Linked DNA regions of Homo sapiens: region 1 is linked to region 2. A link is an interaction called in ENCODE POLR2A ChIA-PET data of the cell type or tissue named here. Cell type or tissue: OCI-LY7. All regions are shown on one strand. Each heading gives the region's core, and the rest is flanking DNA. Links, peaks and the distances in the headings are about the cores only.

Region 1 (5,379 bases), core at 75-5,074, 94 kb before region 2:
AGCTACTAAATATGTGAAAAGATGCTCAATCTCCCTAATGAGGACATTACAAAAGCCCACAAAACACCATCAATACACACAGCCCAACAGCTAAAAATCTCAAAACAATCTATACAAATGTGTTGCTGAAGACACAGAAAAATGCAACTTCTCATATACTGCTGGTGGAATATAATTTTGTACAATAGGCTTGGCATTATTTACTGAAGTTGAACTTATACACACCCTAATATTCCACAATCTACTTCTGGATATAAACTTAACAAAAATGCATTCAGAAGAACACTAAGAGATACATGGGTGATCATAGTAGCATTATTCATAACATGCTGTGCAGAAAAGAGTTAACATAGCAGGCATGCTATCCTTCAAAAGACCTGCTTGCGAGGCTGCCCCTTGGCTGGTATCTAGGAACTTAGATTTTAGGACAGTTCTCATCATTCCCTAATAAAAATGGCTCACTGTTACTAAACCATGTGTGAAAATGATAAGTTCCTGCCAAACATCCGCTTTCTTTCTGCTTTGTGGCTATTGCATCTCAATGTACAGCTGACAATTGAACATGAGTTTGAAGTGCACAGGTCCACTAATTCATAGATTCTTCTCCATCTCTGCCACTCCTGAGAGAGCAAGACAAATCCCTCCTCCTCTTCATCTATCTACTGAGTGTGACGATGATAAAGATGTAGACCTTTATGATGATCCGTTTCACTTAATGAATAAATATATCTTCTCTTCCTTATGATTTTAGTTTCTTTTCTTTAGCTTTATTGTAAGAATACAGTACATAATACATGTAACATATAATTGTAGTTGTTGTTTTTTGTTTTTGTTTTGTTTTGTTTTTGAGACAGTCTCTGTGCCAGGCTGGAGTGCAGTGGCGCTATTTCGGCTCACTGCAAACTCCACCTCCCTGGTTCAAGTGATTCTCCTGCCTCAGCCTCCCAAGTAGCAGGGACTACAGGCACCCGCCACCATGCCTGGCTAATGTTTGCATTTTTAGTAGAAACGGGGTTTCACCATGTTGGCCAGGACGGTCTCGATCTCTTGACCTGGTGATCCCCGCCCGCCTCGGCCTCCCAAAGTGCTGGGATTACAGGCATGAGCCACCGCACCCAGCCTCATTTTTTTTTAAGCACATCTACAGAGGAGGATGGATGGGGGTTGGGGGTAAAAAGAGGACTTATTCATTTTATTTTAAAGAGTTCTGAATGTTTGGTGTATTTATAACTAGTATATAAAAGTGGTATGTGGTTCGGATCAATCATGAAATGAAAAGACAGATGCCAGGAAGATTTACTCAGAATCTGTAAAGACTATTATGCAACACCCCCACCAAATCCCTCCACTCACCCTCTCTCCCATTCCCAGCCCCCACTGACAATTCAGCCTGTAGTATTCTAACTACAGAGTGGGGAAAAAAATCATAAATTTTACATTCATAATTGTTCCAGTAACTATCCTCATTAAGACTTTAAGCATATTCTAAGAAGTCACAAATTTAGCTTAGAAAATTTGTGTCCCCCTAAATTCAAATAATGCTATCTCCTCTTAATTAGAAATCTCCAATTATTATATCATATATTCCAAGTTGCGTAAGAAAAAACTTACCTGCAAACTCCCAGTATTTTATATAATCGGCAGGAAATTTTCGTACTTGCAACTGATAGAAATTCTCTCTATTTGGAGAGTTGAGCCATTCTTGTGCCACCTATACAAAGCACAAAAGCAAATTAAGAAAGCAACATTCTGGAAAGTGATGCTAAATAGTAACATTTTCCAAAGTTAAGCAACAGTAAAATCCAGAAGCTAGAATCTAGGTGACAAAAACTAAAAATTGATTCACGGCAGGTTAATACAATTATCTGGAACTGTCCTGCCCAATTCAGTAGCCACTAGCTACATCTGGTTATTTACATTTAATAAAAATGTTAAAAAATAAAAATTCTGTTCTTCAAACTAGTCACACTTGCAGTGCTCAACAGCCACCTGTGGCTGCTCCGCTGTGGGCAGATGTGGAGCATTTCCAGCAGTGCATAACGTACTGCTGGACAGCTCCGGTAGAATGCTACTTCCCAACCAGATCAGCTAGCTCACAAGTCCAAAAGGACCTAGATTTGTGGCAGACCTTAGGGATTTCTCACCAACATGTCATCCTGCCAGTTTATAAAATGCTCTATACCCATCTCCCAGTCTGTCAAAGCTCCAAACTCAGAAGTACCCTTAAGGATCTTCTGAGAAATAAGACTATTCCCAATCCCAAATTTAGGAAGACTACTAGTATAAAAAAGTCATATTAGCTTTCACTTTTTAAAAAACTAACAAATATATTACCTTTTGGGCCCTAAGGAGGGTTTTGTCTAAATGTAACAGTTAGTCATTAAGTATTTAAATCAACAAATAGTCTTTCAGTTCCTCTGAAGAAACTTATCCTCAAAGACTATTGGTGTTGAACTGCTTCTGCACTGGTTAACCAACCAAGACTCCACAAGGGTTATGCTATGGACAGGGGAACAAAACAATACTGAATCTGTGTTATCTGCTAGTAAGGTCAGACTCTGGACCATGATAGTCATGATCAGTTTGTATCACCCAGAATACCCTACAGTAAGGCAACTCCATAGAATCATCATCAAAAGTGCATTTTATGTTCACAGCATTATTTACAATCACCAAAATGTGGAAACAACCCAAATGTCCATCAGTTGGTGAATGCATAAACAAATGTAATATATCCATACAATAGAATCTCATTTGGCAATAAAAAGCCATGGCCTATTAATACATGCTACAAGGATAGGCCTCAAAAAGATTACATGGAGTGAAAGGAGCCAGATTCAAGAGACCACATATGTACACTTCTATATACATGACATTTCCAGAAGAGGCAGATTTATAGACAGACGAGAGATTAGTGTTTGACTCGGGCTAGTGGTAGGAATGAAGAATGACTACCAATGGGCAGAAAGGATTGTTTTAGGTCAACAGAAATGTTCTAAAACTGGGTTGTGGTGATGGCTATACAACTATAAATTTACTTAAAAAAACCATTCAATTATACACCTTAAAAGGGTATATTTTATGGTATAGTATACCTTAATAAAGCTGTTAAAATGCATCCTAGTGTGTACAACAAAGATAAAAAAAATGGATCACTAAAATTTTATCACAAGAGATTTACCTGAGAGTACCTAGAAGATCCTAGATAGTTCCCATCTTGGAAAAAGGAGGGCAGATACTTTTAGTTTGAAATTATTTGGGCCTAATATTAACTTCTACAGCAACCCCAGGAGCCAGAGATTAAGTGGATCTCTTATAGTCAAGCTACAATGACCGATTAATGATAGCTGAAATTCTGGAGCTATCAAAGAGAAACTTAGCTAGGTAAAAAGTCCTAATTAACATATACTCAATATACTACATAATTCACAGGTTTGTGTATTTGATGCAGTTACAGGTTTATCTGTTTCATAACTCATGTGGCCTTGGGAAATTAAGAAATCATAAATTGCATGAGCTAGTAGTTTCACACTAAATGAAATAACTTCAAAGTACAAACAAGTGTATGTTTGTGGTCCATCAGAGCATTATCAAAGTTAAAAGTAATCAACCAGGTTCAGAGGATGAAAAATCATGCAGATGGTTAGAAAACATACTCCTTTCAAAAGGTGTCAGCTGCTGTAAAAAAAAAAACAATAAAAAGAAAACAAGCTCCCTGAACATAAGAACATTTAGAATACACTGAACAGAGATGAATATACAATGTGGCCTTCCAAGTTTTTTGGTTTTTTTTTTTGTTTTTTGAGATGCAGTTTCAGTCCTATTGCTCTGGCTGGAGTGCAATGGCACCATTTCCGCTCACTGCAACCTCCGCCTCGTGGGTTCAAGCGATTCTCCCGCCTCCGCCTCCCATTAGCTGGGAATACAGGCATGCGCCACCATGCCCAGCTCACTTTTTTTTTTGGAGACAGAGTTTCGGTCTTGTTGCCCAGGCGGGAGTGCAATGGTGCGATCTCGGCTCACCACAACCTCCACCTCCCAGGTTCAAGTGATTCTCCTGCCTCAGCCTCCCAAGTAGCTGGGATTACAGGCGCCCACCACCACGCCTGGCTAATTTTGTATTTTTAGTAGAGACAGAGTTTCTCCATGGTCAGGCTGGTCTTGAACTCCTGACCTCAGGTGATCCACCTGCCTCAGCCTCCCAAAGTGCTGGGATTACAGGCATGAGCCACCGTGCCCGGCCCACATTTTGTATTTTTAGTAGAGACAGCGTTTCACCATGCTGGCCAGCTGGTCTCAAACTCCTGACCTGAGGTGATCTACCCACCTCGGCCTCCCAAAGTGCTGGGATTACAGATGTGAGCCACCAAGCCCGGCTAGCTTTCCAAGTATTAAAGGTCAGTGGTAATAATGTAACAATCTCATAAAGCACTATCACTTCAAAGAAGCAAACTATGTTCCTTTTCTTCCCACTCCAGACATGAACGACAGATATCCAGTTAGGCCTCATCTTCAAAGGAGGTCTGAGTTCTCTTTTTTCCCAGTAACTAAGAATAGATTATTCTACAAAACTGGAGGTTCCTAATAATTTAGTAATTTAACATTTTTCAGATCAAATAGTTGAATATTATGTTTTGATAAAAATACTTCCACATAGACTAAATACACTGTTTGGTTATAATGAGGTTTCTTTTTTGTGTGTGTGACCCCAAGAAAATTCTCTTTAAAAAAAATTATTATTATTATTATTATTTTATTGTGTTTTTTTTTTTTTTTTTTTTTTTGGAGACAGGGTCTTGCTCTGTTGCCCAGGCTGGAGTACAGTGGCACGATCTCAGCTCACTGCAACCGCCACCTCCCGGGTTCAAGCAATTCTCCTGCCTCAGCCTCCTGAGTAGCTGGGATTACAGGCACGTGCCACCACGCCCGGCTAATTTTTGTATTTTTAGTAGAGACAGGGTTTCACCAAAGTTGGCCAGGCTGGTCTCAAACTCCTGACCTCAAGTGATGATCCGCCTACTGTGGCCTTCCCAAGTGTTGGGATTACAGGCGTGAGCCACTGTGCCTGGCCAAAATATTACATTATTAAAACAACAGCTGTTTCACTGGGGAAAAGAAGTTCCTGCAGCACTGGCTCCCAATAACCAAGACTGTCCTTGACTTACATAAGACAGCCAAACACAAACCCCAAAACAGACAAAGCAACTGACATTCATCTCCATGTCCTGTCCCCTTTCAATACAAAAGTCTAAGGCAAACTCACTGATTTCTGTCCTGGAGCCCTCTTCCTTTGAGGACTTAAACTCCTAGAGTTATCCATTTTCTTGCATCAATTTCTTCCTGCCCATTGCTCATTCCCATCAGCATACACACTGAATT
Region 2 (5,379 bases), core at 74-5,073:
AGAAGTTGGATATGCCTTGTTAGTGTCCAACAAAGAGCGGACGTTCTGCGATACACTGGAATAAATTTCACAAGCCACTAACGTTAATACTCACATACAGGGTGTGTGCACTTGGAATTAAAATACAGAAATATAAATGCACTTTCCAAAAGAGATGATTAAAAATATAATTTTGCAAACATGTCTTATTGTTCTCTTTGCTCTGTATTGCTTCTGGGTTTCATTTTTTTAGATTTATCTTTGGCTAAATGACACATTTACGTCGTACAAAAATAAAAATGATCTTCATATTTCCTCTCCTTTTTTACACAGAAGGTTAACATCTATATATTGTGATCTGCATTTGCTATTTTCACCTAACAACATAGATCCTGGAGCTCTCTCTATATCAGCGGTCTTTAAAGTCTCAATGCTAAGCACATTTTCTACAGAAGCTACCTAATTTATCCGGGGTAGTAAATATCAGCTGTATTAGACAAGGAATATGTTACTCCCCCAAGTCTAACACACCTACTTGCACTGCCACATCCTCTCTCTCTCTGTCTCGCTGCAACAAAGGAAGTGTCCCTTCTGTCAAAGGCTATTTCCTTCCGTTATAGGAAGGAAAATGTGTGCTGGCTCCCAACCCTCTCCTGCCTTCTCAGAGAGATGGTGGTCTCTCCGTATCTTCTCTCTCATCTCTCTCCTGTATCTTCAGCCTGCGTTTTCTAGCAAAATGCCAACAATATTTAATCTCCTCTAACTTAAAAAAAAAATGCAACTGTCGTTTAACCCTAAAGTCTCATCCAGCTGTTCTCTTTCTTCCCCTTCACAGCAACATTTCCTGAAAGAGAAATCACTCTTTCCATTACCTCACCTTTCATCCACTTATTAACCCACATCCTGGTAGCTCCCACCCCACTACTCCACTGAGACCGTTCCAGCAAGAGTGCCTTTGTTCTTAAAGCCACAAATTTCAACAGACACTTTTCAGGCCCATCTTTTAGGACCTCTTAATAAATCACAAACAGAGCAAAGCCGATTATTTCTTTTTTTTCTTTTTTTTTTGAGACGGAGTCTTGCTCTGTCGCCCAGGCTGGAGTGCAGTGGCGTGATCTCAGCTCACTGCAAGCTCTGCCTCCCGGGTTCACGCCATTCTCCTGCCTCAGCCTCCCGAGTAGCTGGGACTACAGGTGCCCGCCACGACGCCAGGCTAATTTTTTTGTATTTTTTAGTAGAGACGGAGTTTCACCGTGTTAGCCAGGATGGTCTCGATCTCCTGACCTTGTGATCCAACCGCCTCGGCCTCCCAAAGTGCTGGGATTACAGGCGTGAGCCACCCACTGGCTGATTTCTTTTCTTTTCTTTTTTTCTTTTTCTTTTTTTGGAGACAGAATCTCGTTCTGTCACCCAGGCTGGAGTGCAGTGGCACGATCTCGGCTCACTGCAACCTCCGCCTCCCGGGTTCAAGCGATTCTCCTGCCTCAGCCTCCGGAGTAGTAGCTGGGATTACAGGCGCAAGCCACCAAGCCTGGCTAATCTTTGTATTTTTAGTAGAGACGGGGTTTCGCCATGTTGGCCAGGCTGGTCTTGAACTCCTGACCTCAGGTGACCCACCTGCCTCGGCCTCTCAAAGCGCTGGGATTACAGGCGTAAGCCACAGCGCCCGGCCTTGATTTCTTTAAATAACATTTCCCCTTCCATCAGTTCCTTTCCTTCTTTTTTGTAAATACTTCCTAGGCTGCTCTCTGGTCTCTGGAGCCCAGTACAACCTTCTAAATATATAGTCTCTCCCTGCTAAAAACTTTTTAGGGTTCCCCTGTTATTCTTAAGATAAAGTCAAAATCCTCACAGACCTGCAAGAGTCTTCATTTCTTCATAATCTAGCCTAGAGATGGACAGAGGTAAGTCCATGCCCACCTCTCTACCTCTCACTTCTCTCTAGGTTTCAGAAACCCTGCTGTTTTCAGTTCCTAGAATACACTACCTTCCTTTTCGTCTCAGGAACTTTGCAAAAACAGCCCATTCCATCAGGAAAGCTCTTCCTCCGCATTACCTTTCTGCCCTTTAACTGGTCCAAGTATGAAAGCCACTTTCTCAAGAGGACCTCTCTAACTCCTTAGCCGGTCTCATCTTTCTGGTTAACAGTGTTTCCCAACAACCAGCTGCTCCCCATTGCACTTTTGGCAGTTATAATATGATCGGCTTCTTGAGGGCTGGAATCCTGGCCATCTTGCTCCCAAATGGCTCCCCAGTCAGTGCTCGATACATATTGAGAACGGATATGCATTTATCCCCCCTTACTCAGAACATACACTTCCCGCTCTGCAGGTACGTGCCCAAACCTGGTCCCGGATTCTCTCACCGCCTTTGGGGTGCGAGAGAGACCCCGCTCTGCTCCCGGGTGGGCGCTCCAGGGCTGAGACTGGAGGAACTAACCAGATGTGAATTCTGCATCTTCTCACTCCCAAAGACCCAAGCCGCGGCCGGGCGCGGTGGCTCACGCTTGTCATCCCAGCACTTTGAGAGGCCGAGGCGGGTGGATCACCTGAAGTCAGGAGTTCGAGACCAGCCTGGCCAACATGGTGAAACCCTGTCTCTACTAAAAATACAAAAATTAGCTAGGCTTGGTGGCGGGCGCCTATAATCCCAGCTACTCGGGAGGCTGAGGCAGGAGAATCGCTTGAACCCAGGAAGCGGAGGTTGCAGTGAGCCGAGATCGCGCCACCGCACTCCAGCCTGGGCGACAAGAGCAAAACTCCATCTTTAAAAAAAAAAAAAAAAAACACCCAAGCCTCAGTTTCCCCGAGATAAGGCCTGGGGCAAAGACCGCGGCCTGGAGACCTCAGGCCAAAAGGCGGGTCTCCCAGAAGACGGGGAAACCCACCACCCCACGCTGAGTTTTTACGCGCGCATTTTGAAAAACAGAAACAACAAAGGCGCTTTCAACTTACCCTCCGAAAGCGCCGCCACCTTTCTCCCAACCCGGAAGTGCTGCTGTTGAGGAAGCGGAAGTAGTAGTGCGTCGCCTTCCGGCCCCCTCGGCGTCACGCTGCCATGGTAACACGGCTGCCGCTAGGCCTTGGAGGCGCGCACATTTGCCTACCCATTTTCCTTCTGGGTCCTTTAGACGTCAGGTGGGGTAGAGAGTGCTCCTGAAACGAAGAAAGTAGGACAGAATCCCCCTCCATTGACGTACTAATGCATGCGTGCATTCCATTTATTCCAGTTTTTGGTGAACTCCAGGAACAACTTGGGAAGACAGATGACAAATCAACTAAGATAATTTCAGATTATCTTGTAAGGAAAATAAAACAGGGTGACGTGATGGAGAGTGACTAGGGGACGGTGGGTGCTACTTTAGATGTAAGAGAGGGCTCACTGAGGAGGTGACATTTGAACTGAGTTCTAAATGGAAAGGGCAGGCAAAAAATCTAGGCAGAAGAGTGTTCCAGGCTGGAAGTGAGTGCAAAAGTCCTGAACTTGGTTGCTGGAGGACCTGGGACAAGGCCAGAGCAGCTGGAGCACAGAGTGAATCCACACAGTGAACCCACAGGGTGACAGACAGGTCGCACACGCCCAGCCTAAGTGAATGCATGTGAATGCAGGGGAGGGGGTGGGAGAGGAAGTCAGAGGTCTGCAGGGGCTATCTGGTGCAGAGGCTGATGGATGTTAAGCTTGGATGAAGTCTCAGAAGTTTAGAGTTAGCAGGAGCTTTGGAGATCTATCCCAGTCTTCCCATTTCAACAGAGTCCTGAAGAGACTTAGCCAAAAGGGCAGCTTTAACCTGGCCATCAATTCGAGGCCATTATATTTACCAACCAAACGTTTAACCTTTTTGGATAGTGAACATATACGATATAGGCAACAAGTTTTCTCACTTAATCCTTGTAATGAGGTATTATTAGCCCCACCTTGTGGATGAGAAACCTGGGTTTACAGTAACTTGTCCAAGGTGACTTAAATGGGCCAGCCAGAAATCAGACCTATGCTCTTTCTACTACTCCACTATCTTGCCCCTCACTGTTCCACCTGACTTCTATGTGATCTGCCAAGTGGCTTTGATTAAAAAATGCACAAACTATGCTTCCGTGAAAGTCTGGAAGGGAAGCAGGTTGGAGAAACGATGAGCCTATGTATGTACTCATGTTGCCATGCAAGGGCTGCTCTGGGATGTGGACGTGCAGTTGGAGCTCCGTCTGGAGAAGTCTGTAAATGTGGTGTTGTCCACTGTTGATATGGAAGGCCTTGAAGTCCAGGTCCGTCATTGGTGTCACGTGTTCTGTGGTGACCCCACTTACCCAGAGCCTTGTGGTGCTAGTGATGCATGAATGAACCCACAAAAGGCTGGCACTAGAGGAGAGATTAGATATCATCCAGTATCGATTCAGGAAAACTCCAATAGTGGTTTCCAATCCTCCTCCAACTGCACCAATCACCTGGGAAGCTTTTTTTTTTTTTTTTCAAATGCAGAGTCTCAACTTTGCAATGGATTTTATATTAAACACTATTGTATCACATTAAAATCTTCGGACATGATAATGACATTGTAGTTACACATGGGAATGTCCTTGCTACATGATGACGTACTTAGGGTTAAATATGGTGTTGACAGATATTTTTCAGGTGATTCTGTAATGTGTGTATGTGCATGCTCACAGAGAGAGAGCAAGAAAATGTGACCAGTGCTGGGGACGGGTGAATCTGTTAGTCCAAACTGCACCATTTTGTAAGCCCCCTGCCATTTTGCAGACCTTGCTTAAAGTGAAACATTCCACGGGGGTTCAGGCAGTGAGAAACAGCCTGCCTCTTATCATATTCTGCTGGGAGAAAGTGACAGGAACATCACGTTCCACCAGAACAAGGGCCAAACTGCCTCATCATGGGAATACCTTATCAACATCTTCCCGGGCAGCAGGCCATACCCACCGGGCCCCTCCCCGCCCAGGCCTATAATTTCTCCAGCCTGTAAGCAGCGGTAGGCACTGGCATTAAGCTGGTCTCCCACCTCTGTAGGTCTCATGCTGGACATAAAGCCTGAATTTGCTGTAGAGCCGCCACTCTTTCTTTAACCCTCCCCTTCCCTTCAAAATCTAACCGAATCTAGGTGAAGCCTATATGTATTTTCATTGTATTCTTCTTTCGACTTTCAACTTTTCTGTAGGTTTGAACTTTTTCACCAAGTTGTGGGTGGGTGGGTAAGGGGATTTTTAAAAATGCAGCATCTGGCCTGGTGAGGTGGCTCATGTCATTATCAGAGCAAGACTCCGTCTCTTAAAAAAAAAAAAAAAAGGAGAGCCTCAGATGCCATTTCCAGATATTCTGATTTAGTGAGTCTGGGGTGAGTCCTGTGAATCTTCGTTTTTCTTTTTTTGGCACATGGTCTCATTCTGTCATCCA

What was found. ChIA-PET counts read pairs that join two places held together with the same protein. Peaks named below come from ENCODE experiments on the same cell type or tissue, not always from the same donor. Only the 100,000 strongest peaks of a DNase experiment are listed, where the experiment ranks them.
Region 1: POLR2A ChIA-PET joins it to region 2 with 15 read pairs; 3 of 35 experiments call an interaction of 5 or more read pairs at or near these places.

Annotation. Positions count from the first base shown.
Region 1 is chr9:132,310,146-132,315,524 of GRCh38, forward strand. It overlaps SETX (senataxin), which reads right to left. Exons shown (of 26, transcript NM_015046.7): 11 at 1,612-1,711. Among named protein-coding and RNA genes, the nearest start is that of SETX, 42 kb to the right of the region's middle. In OCI-LY7, for the core only: no CTCF peak of the experiment used is centred there; no DNase peak of the experiment used is centred there.
Region 2 is chr9:132,403,857-132,409,235 of GRCh38, forward strand. It overlaps TTF1 (transcription termination factor 1), which reads right to left and starts at 2,984. Exons shown (of 11, transcript NM_007344.4): 1 at 2,934-2,984. In OCI-LY7, for the core only: CTCF peaks have their summits at 3,875 (motif pointing left) and 4,074; DNase peaks (open chromatin) are centred at 555, 875, 3,035 and 3,895; H3K4me3 peaks cover 2,741 bases; H3K27ac peaks cover 1,074 bases.